Linked DNA regions of Homo sapiens: region 2 is linked to region 1. The links are chromatin loops, found by intact Hi-C in ENCODE. Cell type or tissue: mammary epithelial cell. All regions are shown on one strand. Each heading gives the region's core, and the rest is flanking DNA. Links, peaks and the distances in the headings are about the cores only.

Region 1 (10,615 bases), core at 1,093-9,092:
TGAAATTGTGCCACTGCACTCCAGCCTGGGCAACAGAGCGAGACTCTGTTTCAAAACAAACAAACAACAACAACAACAACAACAACAACAAAAACATAATATTGTTGTACCCAATAGGTAATTTTTCAACTCTAACTCACCTTCTTCCCTCCCTGCTTTTGAAGTCCCCATGATTTCCTTCTGTATATTCATGTGTACTCATTGTTTAGCTCTCACTAACAAGTGAGCACATGTGGTGTTTGATTTTCTGTTTCTGAGTTATGTTACTTGGATATGGCTTCCAACTCCATCCACGTTGCTGCATAAGAGAGGATTTCATCGTTTTTTATTGTTGAGTAGTATTCCATTGTGTATCTATATAACATTTTCTTTATCCAATTATCCATTGATGGACACTTAGATTGATATCAATACTTTGCTATTGTGAATAGTGCTGTCATAAACATTAAGAATGCAGATGTCTTTTTGATATAATTATTTATTTTCCTTCAGGTAGATACTCAGTAGTAGAATTGCTGGGTCTAATGGTAGTTCTAATTTTAGTTCTTTAAGAAATCTCCATACTGTTTTCCATATAGATTGTACTAATTTACATTCCCACCAGCAGTGTAGAAGCATTCCTTTTATGCCACATCTTTGCCAACATCTGTTATTTGTTGACTTGTTAATAATATCCTGATGGGTGTGAGATGATATTTCAATGTGATTTTAATTTGCATTTCTCTGATGATTAGTAATGTTGAGCATTTTTTCATATGTTCATTGGCTACTTGAATATGCTCTTTTGAGAAATGTCTGTTTGTGTCGTTTGCTTAATTTTTAATGAGGTTTGTTGTTTTTCGTGTTGAGTTATTTGAGTTCCTTGTAGATTCTGTATATTAGACATTCGCTGGATGAGTAGTTTGCAAATATTTTCTCCCTTTCTATAGGCTGCTTGTTTCACTGTTGATTATTTCTTTTACTGTGCAGAAGCATTTTAGTTTAATTAAGTTCCATTTGCCTATTTTTGTTTTGGTTGCATTTGCTTTTGAGATCTTAGTCATAAATACCAATGTCCAGAAGAGTTGTCACTAGGTTTTCTTCTTTCTTCTTCTCTTTAGTAGGTTTTTACTGGTATTTTTGTAGTTTCAGATCTTACGTTTAAGTCTCAATCCATCTTGAGATAATTTTTATATATGGTGAGAGATATGGATCCAGCTTCATTCTTCTGCATATGGCTATCCAATTTTTCTAGCAACATTTATTGAATTGGATGTCCTTTAAGCATAGTATATTTGGGTCAACTTTGTTGAAGATCAATTAGCTGTTTGTGGCTTTATTTCGGGGTTCTCTATTCTCTTCCATTGACCTATGTGTCTATTTTTAAACCAGTACCATGCTACCTTGGTTACTATAGTCTTATAGTATAATTTAAATCAGGTAATGGGATGCCTGCAGCTTTGTTCTTTTTGCTTAGTATTGCTTTGGCTATTCAGGCTCTACTTTGGTTCCATATGAATTTTAGGAATTTTTTTTCTAATTTTGTTAAAAGTAACATTAATGATTTGGTAGGAATTGTGTTGAGTTTGTAGATTGCTTTGAGCCATATAGTCATTTTAATGATATTAATTTTTCTAAAACTTAAGTATGGGATATTTTTCTGTTTGCATCATCTATGACTTATTTCATCAGTATTCTGTAGTTCTCCTTGAAAAGACCTTTCATCTTCTTGGTTAAATGTATTCCTAGGTATTTTGTGTGTGTGCTGTTTGTTGTAAATGGGATTGAGTCTGGATTTGTTTCTCAGCTTGAACATTATTGGAGTATAAAAATGCCCTGATTTTTGTGTGTTAATTTTGTATCCTGAAACTTTACTGGAGTCAGTTAACAAATACTAGAGTCTTTTGAGTTTTTAAGTATAAGATCATGCCATCAGCGAACAGAGATAATTTGATTTCCCCTTTTCCTATTTGGGTGCTTTTTATTTCTCTCACTTCTCTGATTGCTCTGGCAAGAACTTCTGGTACCATGCTGAATAGGAGTGGTGAGAGTTGACATCCTTGCCTTATTCCAGTTCTTAGGGAGAATGCATGCAACCTTTCCACTTTCAGTAAGATGTTGGCTATAGGTTTGTCATAGATGGCTCTGATTACTTTGAGGTATGTTCTGTTGATGCCTAGTTGGTTGCAGGTTTTTATCATAAAGAAAATATTCTATTGAATGATTTTTCTGCCTCTACTAAGAAGATCATGTTTTCTGTTTTTAATTCTGTTTACGTGAATTTACACATATTGATTTTTTTACACATTTATTGATTTTTGTATATTGAACCACCTTTGCATCCCTATAATAATACTGGCTTGATCATGATATGTTATCTTATTTATGTGATGTTGGATTCAGTTTGCTAGTATTTTGTTAAGGACTTTTGCATCTATGCTCATCAGGGATATTGGCCTGTAGTTTTCCTTTTTTGTTGTGTCTTTTCCTGATTTTGGTACCAGGGTGATAGTGGTTTTGTAGATGAGTTAGAGAGCAATCCTTTCTCCTCAAATTTTTTTTGTTTTGTTTTTAGAATAGTTTTAGTAAGATTGGTACCAGCTCATCTTTGTTTGTCTGGTAAGGTTTGACTGTGAATCTCTCTGCTTCTGGATCTTTTGTTGTTGGAAGATTTTTTAAGATTACTGATTGCTTTTCTTTACATGTTCTTTGTTTAAATTTTCAAAGAACTAATTTTTTAATTTAATGATTCATTGCATCCTTATTTTCTCATTCCTTCTGCTAGCTTTAAGTTTTGTTTGTTCTTGTTTCTCTAGTTCCTTGAGGTATGACATTAGGTTGTAAATTTGACATCCTTTTAATCTTTTTTGATGTAGGCATTCAATGCTATAAACTTTTCTCATAGCACTGCTTTTGCTGTATCCTATAGGTTTTGGTATATTGTGTCTCTATTTTCACTCATATCAATTTTTTTTTATTTCTACCTAAATCTCATCATTTACCCAAAGCTTATTCAGGAGCAAGTTGCTTAATTTCCATGTATTTGTATAGTTTTAATTTTATTCTGATGTCATCCAAGATACTTCAAATAATTTTTATTTTTTGAATTTATTGAGGCTTGTATTATGACTAAGCATATAGATTATTGTGGAGAATATTTCACACATGGATAAGAAAAATGTATATTCTGATAAGAACAAATACTGTACTTGATCTTAGCCAAAAGGCTGGGAAGTAATAGAAAAATGTATATTCTGTGGTTGTTGGGTGCAATGTTCTGTAACTGTCTATTAGGTCCATTTGATCTAGAGTCCCGTTGAAGTCCAGAGTTTGTTGATTTTCTGCCTCAGTCATCTGTCTAGTGCTACCACTGAGGTGTTGAAGTCCCCTAATACTATTTTATTTCTCTCCATCTCTTTTCTCAGGTCTAGTAGTGTTTGTTTTATAAATCTGAGTGCTCTGGTGGTTGGCTCATACATATTTAGAATAATTATATCTTCTTGTTGAATTGAACTCTTTATCATTACGTAACAACTTTCTTTGCTTTATTTCACTATTGATTATTTAAAGTCTGTTTTAACTGTTATAACTATAGCTACTCCTGCTTTTTTCTGTTTGTTTGTTTTCTGTTTACATGGTATATCTTTGTCCACCCCTTCATTTTGAGTTTATGGGCCTTCACTTATTTTGCGGGTTTCTTGTGGACAGCAAGCAGTTGTATCTTGTTTTTTTAAATACAATTGACCTATCTATATCTTTAAGTGGAAAATTTAAGTCTTTTATGTTTAAGATTCATATTAATATGTAAGGTTTTCTTCCTGTCATAATGTTGTTACCTAGTTGGCTTTGTAATCTCAATGTGTAATTCCTTTATAGGATCTGTAAACTTTGTACTTACATGTGCTTTTATTATGGAAATCATTGTCCTTTCATTTCCATGTTTAGAACTCTTTTGAGCTTTTCTTGTAGGGCTGGTCTAGTGGTGATGAATTTGCCTTAGCATTTGCTTGTCTGAGAAAGACTTTATTTCTCCTTCATTTATGAAGCTTAGTTTGGCACTATATAAATTCTTGACTGGCATTTTTTTTTCTTTGAGAAGGCTGAAAATAGGCCCTCAATCTCTTCTGCCTTATAAAGCTTCTGCTGAGAAGTCCACTGTTAGTCTAATGAGATTTCCTTTATAGATTATTAGAGGCTCCCCTCTAGCTGCTTTTAGGATTTTTTTTTTCTTTCATCTTGACTTTGGATAGTCTGATGGCTATATGCCTTCATGAGATTCTTCCTGCAGAGAATCTTCCAAGTATTCTTTGAGCTTTTGTATCTTAATGTCTAGTTCTCTAGCTAGGCCAGGAGAGTTTTCTTGAATTATTCTGTCAAATATGTTTTCCAAAGTTTTTACTTTTTCTTCTCCCTCAGAAATGCCTTTTACTCATAGATTTGGTTGTTTTACATAATTCCATATTTCTTGAAGGCTTTGTTCATTATTAAACATTTCTTTATCTTTATTTTCGTCTGACTGGGCTAATTTGAATGACCAGTCTTCAAGTTCTGAAACTCTTCTGCTCAGTTTAGTCTACTCATAAAGCTTCCAACTATTTTTTGTAATATCATCAATAATTTTTTTATTTCCCAAAGTTCTGTTTTTTTAAAAAAACTATCCATGTCTTTAGTAAATTTTTCATTCATATCCTGAATTGTTTTCCTGATTTTTTGTGTTGATTTTCAACTTTTTCTTGGAACTCATTGAGATTTCCTACAATCCATATTTTGAACTTTTTCTCTTATTTCAGAGTTTTTATTTTGATTAGGATCCAAACTCATTTTTGATTAGGATCCATTGCTAGACATCTAATGTGATCCTTTGGGGATGTTGAAATGTTGTTTTTTGTTTGTTTGTTTGTTTGTTTGTTTGTACTGCAGGAGTTCTATGATGATTATTTCTCATCTGGAGAAGCTTGCTCTTCTTATTTTTGAATTTTCTTTTGTTTGGATGGGAATTTTTATTTATTTTTCCCCTTGAGGTGTGACTGTAATGTATGTTGTATATGATCACTTGGTTTCAATTCTGGATGCTTTCAAGGGGCCAAGGTTCTGGTATAAATTCCTTGGTTATAGATAGCTTTTCTATGTGTGGTGGCTTTCTCAAGTGCTGATTGTTGTAACAATGCATTGGGTATATGAACTGGCTCACTATTTTCTGTGGGGCTAAGAGCTGAGATCTCAGGAAGCGTATCTCATTCCCTAGCACTATGCCTTTCTGTAAGTGGGGTTTTTTTTTTTTTGATTATGCAGTTCAACTTTCAGTCCTGTAGGTGGCACTTACAAGTAAGAGCTGGCTCATTCCCAGATACCCCAATGATCAGTGGAAGCACCTACCCTGACTGGGGTGGTTGAGAGAGCACATGGTACAATGCTCTGAGGTATCCTCAGAGGTGGCAAGGAGGGGGCTGTATCAGTTCCCCATCCAATTCCCTATCACACCACTGTCCCAGAGCTTGCAGCCTTCAGTTCAGATAGACCCTGCCCTTTATCTCCAGGCTAAATGGAACTGAATTCTGCAGAAAATGCACATCCTGTGGCTACCCTGAATTGGCCTGGAGTGGAACCTCTTCCCTCAGCCCCAAACAACTCTGTGGCTGGCCAGCATTCAGCTGTAGGGATGCCATTACTCCACATAGGAAGAGGATGTTGAATCCTGCCCTTTGTGCAAGCCTGGGCTCGTGGGCACACTTTCAGTAGGGGTTTAGTAACCCCACATAGTCCTGGAGAAGCTATCTCCAGGTATACCCACTCCAATACCCAGTAGGAAAACCTGTGGCTGCATCCACAGCAGTGGATGGGGGGACAAGAGAAGACCCCCCACCTTCACATCTGTTCCTGGCCACTGGTGCTGCCTGTCTACTGAAGTAGAACAACATTCCTCCCTTTCAGAGATCAGCACTATGCCCTCATCTTCACTGGGATGGGCACAGTTACCTTCTGCTCACAAGCATGAGAGGGCTATCAGATGGGGAGAACACACAATCAGGTTTCCTTTGTCCTAAGGGGCACTTTGGCAGGCTGCATTGCCCCTTGCCCTATGGGTAGCTCATGCTAAGAGCCAGATCTTTGGGGATACCTCAGCTCCCCAGTCTTGCCAGTCTCCTGTGGTTGCCACAGTCAAAGTGGGCTCTAGGGAATGTTTGCAGGGGTTCTAGGATGGGAAGACATAACAGCTGATATTCTCCGGGCAGAATAGTGGCTGAAACTTTTAAAAGTCCTAGTTGATTCAAATAGAACTCTATTGGTGGCACAAATGTTACTTTTCTGACTATGTCTAGGACAAAGATGACAGTTTATGAGGGATTCATACAGAAAATTAAAGCATAATAGGTGACCAGCCCAGTACTGAATACTGAGAGCACCTGAACAAGAATGTTTCTAGCCTAACTTAAGTTTATGCAACCTGGAAAACAAAATTACTGATCTGAATTTCCAGTTGATGCTGAGATTCTGTCAGAAATTTATCTGTTCATGGTATGGAGTAAATTGTTCAATGACGGCCGGGCGTGGTGGCTCACGCCTGTAATCCCAGCACTCTGGGAGGCCAAGGCGGGTGGATCACGAGGTCAGGAGATCAAGACCATCCTGGCTAACATGTCTCTACTAAAAATACAAAAAATTAGCCGGGCATGGTGACAGGCTTCTGTAGTCCCAGCTACTCGGGAGGCTGAGGCAGGAGAATGGCGTGAACCCGGGAGGCAGAGCTTGCAGTGAGCCGAGATAGCGCCACTGCACTCCAGCCTGGGTGACAGAGCGAGACTCTGTCTCAAAAAAAAAAAAAAAAAAAAAAATTGTTCAATGTCATTAAACCATATGACTCTGTTGTTAAAGAAAACATCTCCTAAGGCAACACATTCAAAAATTAAGAAAAACAGGGATGATTTTTAGATGTCATTTTCAACAATTCTTTCATAGACATTTAAGATATATTTTATTTCCTAACACAAATAATGTGTTTCATTATTTGTTTGATAATCAGTTTAATCTTTGGCAACCTCCATTTCTGTAATTTATGACATCTGGTTAAAAAAAATCCCCAAGCAGCCAGGGAGCTTAGTCACAGATGTCAGCATGAAGTGGTAGTGAAAGCAAAGCGTTCTGACTTCAAAGGGTTAGGAAAGACTTGTAACAATGTAATAAAAAGAATAGATGCCACAGACATCATAAGTGTCAGAAAGAGCCAGAAACTCAGAAATGAAAATGTGGAGATAAATCAACATATGCTGGGTTTCAGTTTTCCAAGTTCCCTCCATCTTCAGCAACCATCCAGACACTAAGATGTGTTCTCATTCTTTATATCTGTGACCCAAATTAACTTTATCTCCAACAACCCCCTACTCATCCCTTCCTCCCACTCTACTCAAAACTTCCTTTCAATCAGTCAGAAAAGACTTTTACAACTTGAGAGTTTTATGAGTTGGGTTGTACTTTGTATTAATATTGTTCTCTTCCAAATTTATCCAGGAGTTTAGTATAAAAAATGTTATCAGGCATTTTTTAGGTCAGCCTCCATTGGTGTTGGCCCCATTCACAGGCTCTTTTTACAAAATAGACCCCGGTACATACAGGATGGCAAAGGCAAATGGTGATTGCTCTCTCCTCTGCATCCCTAGCAGTTCCTGGAAAAGGATTCTGGTTGGTCAAGGTTAGGTTTCATGCCATACCTTCAATTTGGGTCACTACTAGGGAGAGAAGGAACGTCTTGTAAAAGAAAAGAGGGAGGGAATTTGTTATCAGAAGAGCAAGAATGCTGGGCTTAGAAAAGCCAATTCCAAGAGACAATTTGAAAGAAAATTACTAGAAAGCTAGAGAACAGAGAGAGAACAGACTTTCCTTCAAGTGACTCAGATCCAAGGTCGGCAACAGGAGGATGCCGAAGTATTCTGTAAAACAGTGCTTTTTAAGAACCCTATTTTGCCAGATGTTTATCTTCCAGATTGAGGGCAGTGAAACTAGTGAGGTAAACAAGATAACAATAGCAAGAAGCCACTCATACCCATGAATACATTGGGAGAAGGTAATATTATTGGATACTAGAAGCTAATTAGTTTGACAGAAACAGAGATTCACAGAGAGAGTGGTTATGGGGCAGCAGCTGGCATCATGGTGAACGTACAGCCACAACTGGGATGCCTCCTGTAGCAGAGAGAGAAATTGTTCCCCAGTGTCACTCTTGGTTCCTCCCTGCAAGCCCCATACAGTATATCTCATTGGCTGAAGGTAGTCAGAAGCAACTGACAGATGTATAATTCATGTCCTCTGGGAAGTAGATGCCAAGATGAATTTAGATGTACAAGAGGTTTAATAGAGGTAATGCCTATGAAAGATAAAGTGGAGAAGGAAAAAGAGTATGTAGGGAAGGACTTGAGAGCTGATACTGAAATGAGGCTTATGAAAGGAATGGGGGCAGATCAAAGGACTGGGTAGTGAGAGCCCCAACTGTGATAGAGTTCTGAGAAAGACTTGATCAGCCCAATAGTTTACTCTGGAACATAGATTACAATTGAGGGGTCTTGTATTCCTCCATGCTCAGTCATTGAGGTTGGGGGCATCCTAAGTAGCAAGGGACCTCAGCTCCAAAGCTAAGGCAGATCCTGAAGGCACCACAGCTGGGTACTATTGGTGTCCTGACCTTCCTGTGGCAGAGTCACTCTTGAAGGGGGTATGGGCATTTAGGGCATCTTACCCTCTGTGGCTGCCACAGCAGGGAAGCCTAGAAAACACAGATCACTATGGTCAGCCTCTGCAACACTCAGCAAAGCAGGAGGAGAAAAGGAACAGATTTAAGTGCAAACAGGCTAATGATTGGCTTACAGGTGAAGAAAGTATCAGTTGCATGATTATATTCAATAATTGTAATATATAATGTTTTACCATGCTCAGATTCGGGAGCATGGATTTTAGGATTAAAACTGTCTGGTAACTCTAAGAAACCAACTTATCTTCACATATAACAAATCTTATGTTTAAGAATGCTAAGAACCCCTATGAGTAACTGTAACAAAGGAAGCTTTATTATGTATTACAGAATGCAAAGCTGGAGCAAACTTCACAACCCTTAATTAAGCCCATTTCTTCTGCAGATGTTCAAACAGCCTCAGATAGACTAGGTGAGATTCTCCAATTTATAAAACTTGTTTGTGACAGAAGTCAAGCTATATCCCCAATTTTTTTACTCTTGCAAAGAACTCCCATTAGGAATATAATAATGTTCAGCTTTGAATTTGAAAGTCAATGCTTAATAGTACTACACAACAGAAACTAGACCATTTTGTATTCAAATATTCTCTTGTGTGAGAAAGTAAAATTGGCCCAATTGTCCCATAGAATGAAGTTTACGGTCTTTTTCAATAAACATAGAAATGGATTCTCCTGGTCTTAAAACCTGAAACTTACATTGTCCAAGTTTCTTCCTCAGGAAATTGAAACTCAGGCCTCTGAAACTGTATCAAGGAACTAAAACTTATCAGATCACCACATCCAGATGAGACATCAAACCCTGTATTCATCATGATTGCTTCCTTACCCCTCTCTAATTCCTGTTTCCCCACATGTAGCTACATTCCTTCTCTGTTATATAAACCCCCGAATTTAGTTGGGTTGAGGAGCCTTTGAGATTTACCTCCCATCTCCTCAGCTGACATCACCCAATTACAGCTTTTCTTTCCTGGCAATACTCATTGTCTCAGTCATTGGCTTTGTGCACAGCAAGCAATGTGACCTACACTGATCCCCTGGCATTTTGATAAAAAATTTTGTTGTTCCTTGACTGTGAATGCATTGCTCATGGCTCAGCTGCTATGTGCTGGGAGAGTTTCAGAAGTTCTCCTAAGCAGCTGCCTGCCCATTTTTGGTCAGAAGTGGGTTTGGTTTCTCTCTCTTCGGATCCACCACTACCAGCCCCAACCACTCTCCTGATTGCCTAGGAAGAACAGCTATTGAAATTTGACATCTATATTTGGATAGGTGTCTTTTGTGGGTACCAGACAAAGGATTGCCTTCTCTCAGTCTGGGAAATTCCAAAGGAGTTACCATTTGCAGGTTGAACAAGCCCGACCAATGGAAAGAGGAAGCACCTTGACTATTTCAGTTTTGACACTCTTGTGGTTTGTTCATTGCTACAGATTGGATTGTGTTTTTGTGACAGTTTGTGTGTGTGTGTGTCATCATAATCATGGGAGGTTGGGGTTTGATCCCAGAGAGCAGCCCATTGGGGTGCATTCTTCAGAGTTGGCCAGAATGTAGTTGAGGGTTGATGGAGTAAGGGAAAGTCTTCAGCCATACTACTCTGAACATGCCTGATCTCATCGCACAAGGTCTTTGAATTGCAGAGCTTACAATTGGATTAATTTTGCTGTTGAATGGGAAAGTGGGATGGAGGTCTGTATATCTAGGCTTTTATGCTGCTGTTCTAAGCAGGATTGAGCCTGATTGATTAGTATCTTGTTCTATGGTGCTGATTAGTCTCAGTGTTCTTTGGAGGTTGGGGAGGTTTGGCCTTTAAAAATCAAACTGCTTTGGAAACTGCTTTACCCTAAACTTATGTTCACAGCCTCTATTGAATTACCTATTAGGGCAAACCAAATTCAGCCAT
Region 2 (10,615 bases), core at 870-8,869, 210 kb after region 1:
GGCATGAATGAAAAAATATATCCTTAATGCCACAAAGTACTATTTTATTTACATTTTTGAGGATACTGTAAGTAAAATATTTTTATTCACATTTTTGTGTGTGTTTTCTTTTACATTTTTATTATTTATTTTTAACAAAGTGGTAAAATTAGTGGCATAGTCTTATGTCCTCAGAAAAAATAGCTTAAGCTGGGCTGAAGTTTTCTCAATTGTAATAATATTTATAGTAATATTAATAGTGATAGGATAGTTAATTTTTTTTAAAGTTGAACTGTATGACATTTTAAGGATTATTTTAATCCTTAACTGTAACAGTTAAATTGTATTTGTTATTGGTTTTTATCATATCTAATTTATTGTGTTCACTGGAAGTCTCGATCCATATATACTATGTATTATAAAAACCTTAACTTAATAATCAGACTGTTTAATTTCCAAACTTCACCAGACAAGTGAGTCCTTAGTATTCTGGAATAAATTAACTATCCTACGGTCACAACCCAGAAATATTTTGCTGATAACATGAAAATTGACATAGGGTAAGATCTTCCAATTTCGATACTACCTTATATTTAATGAATCTTATTCTAACAACTGATGGACACAATATAGTAAGAGATGTATCTACTAATTTTATCACTTTATTTTTTGATAGGAATAATGTTGAACTGTATGCTTAATATACATAAATAAAATTATATTTATTTAAAGTCATTAACTTGCTGATAACTCATAATCAAGAATATCTAAAATTCATACTTTATGAATTTAGTTTTTACAAATGGACTATAAAAACAATTTTTAAAATTAAGTGAGCTACGGCCGGGCGCAGTGGCTCATGCCTGTAATCCCAGCACTTTGGGAGGCTGAGGTGGGCAGATCACGAGGTCTGGAGTTCGAGACCAGCCTGGCCAATATGGTGAAACCCTGTCTCTACTAAAAATACAAAAATTAGCCGGGTGTGGTGGCAGGCACCTGTAGTCCCAGCTACTTGGGAGGCTGAGGCAGAAGAATCACTTAAACCTGGGAGGCAGAGGTTGCAGTGAGCTGAGATCGTGCCACTGCACTCCAGTCTGGGCAATACAGCAAGACTCCGTCTCCAAAAAAAAAAAAAAAATTAAGTAAGCTAGAAAAATGTAATTCTTTATAAAACTTACTTTTATATCAACTAACTGAAGAAAAGATAAAGATTTTCCTTCTAGATAATTCTATTCAATATGGACATCTAATAGATATGACACAATAGATAAATTATGGCAACTTACTTGAGGCATCAGTGATTTAGCCATCATGTAAGATTCTTCAGCTTCTTTGGTTCTATTTAAATTTTTATAAGTTCTTCCTACATTCATATGGGCACCAATATCATCTAAAATTTTAAAACAATCATTTGTTGGCAAGTATACAACTGATATATTCAATATACTCAATGAAATGATTAAATGTATTTGATATATAAACAAGTATTCAATGTAACTAATGAGAAGACATATTTCCAGAAACAAACACACTAGGCAAAAATGCAAAAGCAGGCAACAGGTCCTGCTTCTTCCTTAAAGTTCTTGTAATTTAACTTGTTATAACTTAAAACCAATGGTATACACAAAATTACTTAAAGCATGTAAAGACAGAAAATACATACATGGCATGAAAAAACTATTTGAATGGATTTTTGAAGAGTTGAGACATAAGAGAGATAAAGGTAATGAAGAAATTTTTATTACCTTCCTTCATTGTATTTTACTACACTAAAGCTTGCTTCCAGAGATAAAGGTAATGAAGAAATTTTTATTACCTTCCTTCATTGTATTTTACTACACTAAAGCTTGCTTCCATTTACTTAATCTCATAGCTTAGGAATTCACTCAAAAGGTACAGCTCAACTCTACAAGTAAAATGAATCATCAGGATTTTTAGAATTATTTCAAGTGTTATAACAAATATGCATCATGGTGGAACAGGGGCAAAGAGACTGAAAAAAAACTTTGCCATTCGATTTTTAAAAATTTTTGTGACTGTGGCTAGAATGAGAGTATAATGGAACATAATGATAATAGTATTACTTAAGATGCAGTGGCCCAGCTCTTTTAAATGATAATTAACTCCTTAAAATTAATTTTAGATTTTTTTAAAAGGTTGTGTTAATTTTAGAATGTCAGGAACTTATGTCTCATTTTCTGATGTGGAAAGTAAAAATCCCAGCAAATTTATTCAGGGATAGGAAAAAAAATGTAGCTGAAATAGGAAAGAGATGAGGATTCATTGTACAGTAGCTTTTTAAAAAGATATACTTGCCAGTAAATATTTCAAAGGTTTGGAATAATGATAGAAGGAAGGTAGAAGATCTTAAATCAGACAGTTTATACTCAACACGAACTAAAATACATGAAAAGGTTCATTATGATTACTACTTGCCTTGTGATACCAATTATTTTGCAATTGTGCAATAATTCTTTGCCTGCAACTCCTAGGACACATAGGGGCCAAGCATATATATCTTGGGCATTCCCTGAGTAACAGTCCTAAGAACTTGCTATATAATGTTTTAGGCTGGCAATTGTGTGCACTGCACAAAAACTGGCAGATGCGGTCCAGGTTTGATTATAGATAAGTTTAGGAGTAAGGAAGTAGATTTTTTTCTTTTTAGATGTATTGCTGAGTCTCATGGAGCCAGGAGGGGTCAAGCAAAAAAAACGTTTAAGCTAGCCATTCTTAATTCTGGCTGCAAATCAGAATACCTGTGTAGTTTAAAAAAAAGTCAGATACTTCAGCCCCACCTAGGTCCATCAAAACATAATGTTCAGAAATGAAATCTGCAAAAATATGTTCATAAAAAGTGTCAAAGGCAATTCTGATGTAGAATCAGGGCTGAAAATCATTGTATTATCCAATTGCATATAAAATATGCAGTATAGTGATTAGATCAGGGTATTTGCTTGCATTATATGTATCAAAACATCACTATATATCCCATGAATATGTACTATTATTGTCAATTAAAAATATGGGGTAGTCTTTGCTTTTATATCTTTTTTTTTTTTTTTACCAGATAAATCCATACCATATGTTTATAGAGCTCAGAATGTTATTTAGGAAAAGCTAAGGTACATAGAACCTGAAAAAATTATACACTAAGAATTTAAGAATAAACTGAAAATTTGTTAAAATAAAACTGTAATTATGCCAGCTGAGTATTTAAAATGTTATTGAAATTATCCCCAACCAATGTTAGAAAAGAAAGAGGTTATATACTTAGATAAAAAATGAGGTGAATTACTATCCATTGAAATCATGCTCTTAGAATTAAGGCCAGGAGATATTGTCATTAATGTAGACTTCAGACACTAGAGTATAGCAGCCCTATGTTTTCAAAGAGCAGAGATGCAATTAGATATTGTTTAGCATCAAAAAGGCCACTCAATACAGCTAATAAAATGAAAGACCTAATTTCTAAGCAATTCTTTATAATTTACAAAGTTTTAAGATTCTAGAGGGTAAAATAGTATCACTTTTAAGATAAATTTAAGTATTAACAAAAGGTAAGAAAAGAAGGCAAGATGTAAAAAATCAATGACATTTAAATGACTAAAGAAACTAAAGGAACTTCAAAGAACAAGCCCACTCTTACCAGTACCTATCCAAAACAACAGCAGCATGAGTTAACAATCTAGCTTTTAATTCAATGGTAAATGAGGACCTCACAAATCTCAAATGTAGTCTCAGTTTGTCAATACTAGGTTTCTATAATCAGTTAATTTTTCCAGAATCCTAGTTGAGTCTCTTTCATTTCTTATCTCTCCTCACATCTCTAATATCATATTTTCACTAGGAAAACAAAGGAACTTTGTTTAGAAGGGAACTTACCTCACTGCTAAAGGTTATCAACTTACCTGCATGAATGTTTGCATGTGTTTTTAATAGTAACAAACACCTGTGTACACAGGTTTACAGTCACCATTTATTTGAAATGACAGTAGTTATTAGACACTGGTTCACATATGATCTCAGTCATCCTGCCTAGGGATGCAAATGTGATGTGGCTGGGAAGTTTTCAGGCAACTGTGTATGACTAATACACAGCTGCCCAACAGTGAAATATTAGCTGCCCAACAGTGAAGTATTCTCACATTGATGGCTTAGGCAATTATGTAGAGTTTCAGTATTTCCTGTCCACAAAATTATCAATTTATTTAAAAAAATAAATTTATAAATATCTGGAATCTCCTAGGAACTCTCTATCCTTCATAAATATAGATGTAAAAATTACTAATAGCATTTTAACAAATAAAATATAATAAAGATAATAAGTCACAATCAAATTGTGTATTACTGAAGGCAAGGTTGTTTTAACATTATGAAATCAATTGATGATATCCACTGTATTAACAGACAAAAAAAATAAAAACCTTATCATCATCTCAAATGGTGCACAAAAGCATTTGACAGAATCCAACATTTACTTGTGTTAAAAATTCTCAGCAAATGAAGAATTAAGAAAGGCAGGAGAGCTCTCCTATACTGCTGGTGGGAAATACATTTTTTGGAACATAATTTAGCAGCCTTTAAAAAGTTAAACATACAGAAATCATATGACCATGCCATTTTTCTCTCAGGTTTTTACCTAAGAGAAATGAAAACATATATCCATAAAGACTGGTATATGAATGTTCGTAACAGCCATGTTTGTAACAGCTCCAAACTGTGAACAATCCAAACATCCATCAACAGGTAAATGGATAAACAAACTGTGGTATATCTACGTGAAGGAATACTACTCAGCCATACCAAGGTATGGGTTTTTGATTCATACAACAACATGAATGAGTATCAAAATAACTGTGCAGAGTAAAAAAGCCAAGAAAAAAAAAAAAGAGAGAGTCCATAGAGTATAATTCCATTCATACACAATTTTAGAAAAAGCACATTATCTGTAGTGATAGAAAGCTTTTGCTTAGAGAAGGCTGGGGTGAAAAGGGGTAAGAGGGAGGTATCAGAAAAGGATCCAAGGAATTTGAGGGGTTGATGGATATTTTCAGTATCTTAATTGTAATTATGGTCTCACAGATAATATACATATGCCGAAACTTATCAAATTATGTATTTTAAACATGTATAGTCTATTGTATGTCACATGTACTTCAAGATTGCTATTAAAAAATTACAACTCAATCATGTCTTTGGGTTACTGCAAAAGCCTTCTAAATGATCTTCCTGCTTTTCTTCACTGTTTTCTGCATAGCCAGTGATACTTAAAATTACACCAGAGTATATGTGCGAAGGTTGCTCTGTTTATTATCATCTCGAAGAGACTTTCTCTGAAAATTTCTAATCTCTATGCCCTTTTTATAGCTTTTATCACTTTCATATAAATACACATGTGCATGCATATGTGTGTGTGTATATATATATTTTGTGTGTGTGTATATATATATATATTTACATGTGGTGTGTATTTGTTTACTTATGTTTATGCCTTTATTTAGAATGGAAACTCCACGAAGGGAGGAAATTTGTTTTATTTCTTCTGGATTCCCCAGCACTTAAAACAGTGTCTTGACACATGGTAAATTCTCAAATACGTGCCCAATGAACAAATATACCTACAGAGCCATTTGCTATCCATTCTCTTTCAGCCTTCTTCCCTGCATTATACATCACTTTTTTGCCACCTCCTGTAGGAGTTTGGTCAGGGTGGTGGGAAAAGTTGTAAGAAAAAGTTATAGGGAAAGATGCAAACCTTCTTGGAAGGCCAGGAGGCTTTGCAAAAGCTTCCGAAGGGAATTATGGCTGAAGGCCGCCAGATTCTCTTATCAGGAGTCTGAGAGAAAAGAGTAGATAAGGGAATGTAAAGGAATTTATCTAGATAAATTTGTTTACTCCTTTCTCTAGAAATCAACCTTTGATTATTCATGCACAGGACTGCTCTCTACTTGGGGGGTCGACAATGTTCATTACCCACAAATTGTGTTTGCTCCAAGCCTTTATCATTAAATCTGAACTAAATAAATGCTAGCAGGGCTGGCTTAGGGGGGCTGCACTCTCTTGGTGGCTGCTGCACTCTCTTGTTGGTGGTGCTGAGCCATGCGGTCCCCTAGCCACGCTGTCACGCAAAATTCCTGTGTCAGTGTACTTCTTTCATCCATCACTCGGCCAGAGTCTGTGGGACAGACTCGGCAGGTGGTGCCCCGTGTGAGGAAGGCTGCAATGGATTGCGATGGAACCCTCAAAAACGAAGGTTAAGAGACTGCACAGTAAGTCATTGGTGCCCGCTTGGGATTTCCAAGTTCGAGGGAATTGTTCAGGCTAGGGTTTCATCATGGGACAGTGGTTGTCAGCTCAACAGAAACAGTATATAAAAGTACTGAAACAGCTGCTTAAAGCTAGTGGAGCCCCAGTTTCGCAGGCTCAATTAAGGGACATAATGCAAACTGCTGTTTCCCATAACCCATGGTTCCCAGAAGAAGGTATGCTAGACATAGGGCTCTGAGAACAAGTGTGGAGAAATCTTAACATCATGCCCAAGGATATCAGGTCCCAGTAGCATCTCTAATGTTATGGCCCTTAGTTAGGGCTGCTTTGGTCCCGCACTACACAGAATAACCTAAAAAGGGAAGGGAGGAGAAACCGTCACCTACCTTACCGCCTCCTCCTTCTCCCTCAGCCCCACCAGTAAAGGGCAAAAATACCAAAGGGGAAACAGAGGTTTTGCCTGAGGCCCCTCCTCCAATAAATTGGAAGAAAGACAAGGGATACACTATAGCTATGGGACCCTGTCTTAGGTAGCAGCATTAGAAGGGGAGCTCTTAGCCTGCCTGGCAATGCAAGATCAACAAGGCAATGGGGTATATGAACTCATTACTTTCGGCACTTATAAAGAGATAAGGAAAAGCATTAAAGAAAACAGCTGCTAGCCCATTTATGAGAGGGTTAACTGAGGTCATTCTGCAGACCTCTTTCTAATAATGGCCACTGTTATTCCTCTCCTCCCCCTGACATGGCTCTCTCAAAATCCTATTTGGGTAGAACAGTAGCCTTTAAAGGGAGAAAAATTACAAAGAGCCCATGAATTAGTTGGCCCATGAATTAGTTGAGGAGCAATTAAAAGCCAGCCATACAGAACCGTCAAACAGCCCTTGGAATTCGCCCATTTTCATCATTTCCCAAAAGTCTGGCAAATGGAGATTTCTGCATGACTTACGGGCTATCAGTGCTAATTTGTAACCTATAGGGCCCCTTCAACAGGGTCTCCCTTCCCCCGTGGCGATTCCTCAAGATTGGCCTGTAGTCATTATGAACTTAAAGGACTGTTTTTGTACTATTCCCCTTGCAGAACAGGACAGAGAAAAATTTGTGTTTACAATACCAGCTATCAATAATGAAAGGCCAGCTCACTGATTTCATTGGGAAGTGCTTCCTCAAGGGATGCTGAACAGTCCTACCATGTGTCAGTATCATGTAAATCAGGCTTTGCTCCCAAGTAGAAAAGAATTTCCTAAATACAAGATTATTCATTTTATAGATGATATTTTACTAGCATCCCCAACGGAGCCAGTACTTTTAAGTTTATAAGCCTCTGTCGTAAAGAATACATAGCTAAGAGGTTTAGTCATAGCACCTGAAAAAGTACAATTGTCTTCTCCTTGAAAATATCTTGGATACATACTAACTTCCTGGTCAGTTAGACCTCAAAAGGTTAAATTAAATACTATCAACTTGCATATCTTAAATGATTATCAAAAATTACTGGGCGATATTAATTGGCTTTGCCCCATCTTGGGCATAACTACTGATAAGTTACATAACCTGTTTTCTATCCTAAAGGGCAATACAGCCTTAGACTCTCTCAGGTATTTAACTCCTGCAGCAAAAAGGGAAATTGAAAAAATAGAGCAAGCTGTTTCTCAGAGGTAACTAGATTGCACAGACCTGCAATATTCAGTTCAATTGTTTGTTTTCCCTACTAAACATTCCCCAACAGGATTAATAGGACAGACAGCCCCAGGGCTATGCTTCCTAGGATGGGTTTTTTGCTCACGTACTGGGACTAAAACACTATCTCCCTATATCCAGCTAGTTAGTAAAGTCACCTATACAGGCTGCAGATGATGCAATCAGTTTCTAGGTTATGACCCTGATGTCATAAGAATTCCTTTGAGTAAAAAGCAACTCGAAGCAATATTGCCCCTATCTCTAGATCTTCAGATAGCACTCTCTAATTATGCAGGCCATGCAGAGCATGCCCTTCCTGCTGACAAACTACTTCAGTTCTTTTCTCGTACTCCTGTAGTTGTGTCTACACAAGTAGTTCACTCCCCCATACCCAATGCTTTAACGCTTTTCACTGATGGCTCTGGTAAAAATGGAAAAGTGGCTATTTGGTGGAAACTGCATAATTCCCTCACTTGTTCTGGATTTACCAGCACTCAGAGAGCTGAGGTTGGAGCCTTAATATTGGCCCTGGAGACCTTTTCTGCTCAGCTTATCAATATTGTTAATGACTCTGCTTACTCTATTTATTACAGAAGCTTAAGACAGCCCTCATTAAGTCCACTCTCGAGCCCACCTGTGTACACTTTTTCTTCAACTTCAGCAATTGCTGGATCAATGTACATATCCTATTTTTAACACACATACTCGAGCCCACAGCTCACTGCCTGGCCCACTGGCTTATGGCAATGAACAAGCAGACCTGCAAGTTATGACGTCACTGCTTGACCAAACCACCCAATTGCATCAATTTTTCCACCAAAACTGAAGAAACTTAACTAAACAATTTCAACCTACCCAAAGACTAGCTAAACAAATTATTTTACAATGCCCACATTGCCAACTCACAGGCATGTCTCCTCCTTCAACAGGTGTTAACCCTAGAGGACTAGAACCTAATCGGTTATGGCAAACAAATGTTATTCACATCCTTGAATTTGGAAAACTTAGATATACATGTATCCATTGATACCAATTCTCACCTAATTAGCACACATGCTCTTCCTGAAGAGTCCTCCCAATATGTTATTAAACATTTTCTCTTAACTTTTGTGTTTATGGGGTGGCCCACAAAAATTAAAACTGATAATGGTCTGGCTTATGCCAGCTCACAATGTCAACAATTTTGTCACACGTGGAACATCCAACATTCCACAGGTATCCCTTATAACCTCAAGGACAGGCCATAGTAGAACGTGTCCACTCTACCCTTAAAAATATGCTCAAGAAACTAAAAAGGGGGAATATGAGTAAGGATCCTGCAACACTATTGGCACAAGCCTTATTTACCCTTAATTTTTAAAATTTAGATGATAAATTTCAATCAGCCATAGAAAAGCATTTCACTAAAGTTCTTCAAAACATAAAACCTGTGGTTTTATGGAAAGATGTAAATAGTAATGTATGGTGTGGTCCAAATGATTTGTTGACATGGGGAAGAGAATATGCTTGTGTTCACACCCCCTCAAGTCCTCTATGGATTCCAGCATGATGCATCAAACCATACTATGGTGTCGCTAGGACCCAACCTGGTACCAGAAATGAAGGAAACGACCCTGCAGCACCTGCAGCCCCAGAAGATGCGGTTTTCTTGAATGACACAAGCCCCAAACATTACCTGCGGGATGCTGAAGAAGATAACTCAGGAGGCTGAGGGAATCCTGTTCTGGACACAGACACCATTCACTCCAGATAATTTGTTCCTTACTATGCTTTCTGTTGTACATTACAACTCTCATAGGACATTGGTTTTTCTTATTCTCTCACTTTTCCTGCTATCTGTACCTGCTACTCTCTATTAGGCCCATCTTCTAAATCCGCCTTTCTTTCACCCTGTTACCTGGGCAGACACCCCCTTCCCGGCCTCTAATAACGTAACTGCTTGGCTAGGAGGGATTAACATACCCCCAGTGGGGTTCCTTAGTAATGACACACACTGGACTGAGGTGCCAAGTAACACTACATGTCACTCCTTAATTGGAAAAGAATATTACTGATTATACTCATGTTTGTCTTATGTTATTTACTAATTCTAGGATGCAAAGCCGGAATACGAGTGTTAACTGCTGTGCCTGACAAACCTGTTGCTGCACACATCTGTACTCTTCAATCAACAAAACCTGATGCAAAAAACAGAAAAGGGTGAGATGTAGGAGTTCGGTCAGGGTAGTGGGAAAAGTTGTAAGAAAAAGTTATAGGGAAAGATGCAAATCTTTTTGGAAGGCCAGGAGGTTTTGCAAAAGCTTCAGAAGAGAATTATGGCTGAAGGCAGCCAGATTCTCTTATCCAGAGCCTGAGAGCAAAGGGTAGATAACAAGGGAATGTAAAGGAACTTATCTAGATAAATTTGTTTACTCCTGTCTCCAGAAACCAATCTTTGATCATTTGCGCACAGGACTGCTCTCTACTCCGGGGGTTGACAATGTTTATTACCCACAAATTGTGTTTGCTCCAAGCCTGTGTCATTAAATCTGTATTAAATAAATGCGACCGGGGCCTGCTTACGGGGGCTGCACTCTCTTGGTGGCTGCTGCACTCTCTCATTGGCGGTGCTAAGCTGTGCAGTCTCCTAGCCACACTGTCAGGCAAAATACCTGTGTCAGCATACCTCTTTCATCCATCACTCAGC

Evidence for each region. Peaks named below come from ENCODE experiments on the same cell type or tissue, not always from the same donor. Only the 100,000 strongest peaks of a DNase experiment are listed, where the experiment ranks them.
Region 2: it touches region 1 in a loop (2.5-fold over the local background); 3 of 110 quality-filtered maps call a loop at or near these places.

The regions. Positions count from the first base shown.
Region 1 is chr12:88,388,266-88,398,880 of GRCh38, reverse strand. All of the region lies in intron 1 of LOC124902978 (a long non-coding RNA gene), which reads left to right. Among named protein-coding and RNA genes, the nearest start is that of KITLG, 190 kb to the left of the region's middle. RefSeq lists an enhancer at 9,770-9,869. In mammary epithelial cell, for the core only: a CTCF peak has its summit at 5,304 (motif pointing right); DNase peaks (open chromatin) are centred at 5,370, 5,670 and 7,080.
Region 2 is chr12:88,179,597-88,190,211 of GRCh38, reverse strand. It overlaps TMTC3 (transmembrane O-mannosyltransferase targeting cadherins 3), which reads right to left. Exons shown (of 14, transcript NM_181783.4): 11 at 1,266-1,369. Among named protein-coding and RNA genes, the nearest start is that of TMTC3, 43 kb to the right of the region's middle. In mammary epithelial cell, for the core only: no CTCF peak of the experiment used is centred there; a DNase peak (open chromatin) is centred at 4,031; H3K27ac peaks cover 611 bases.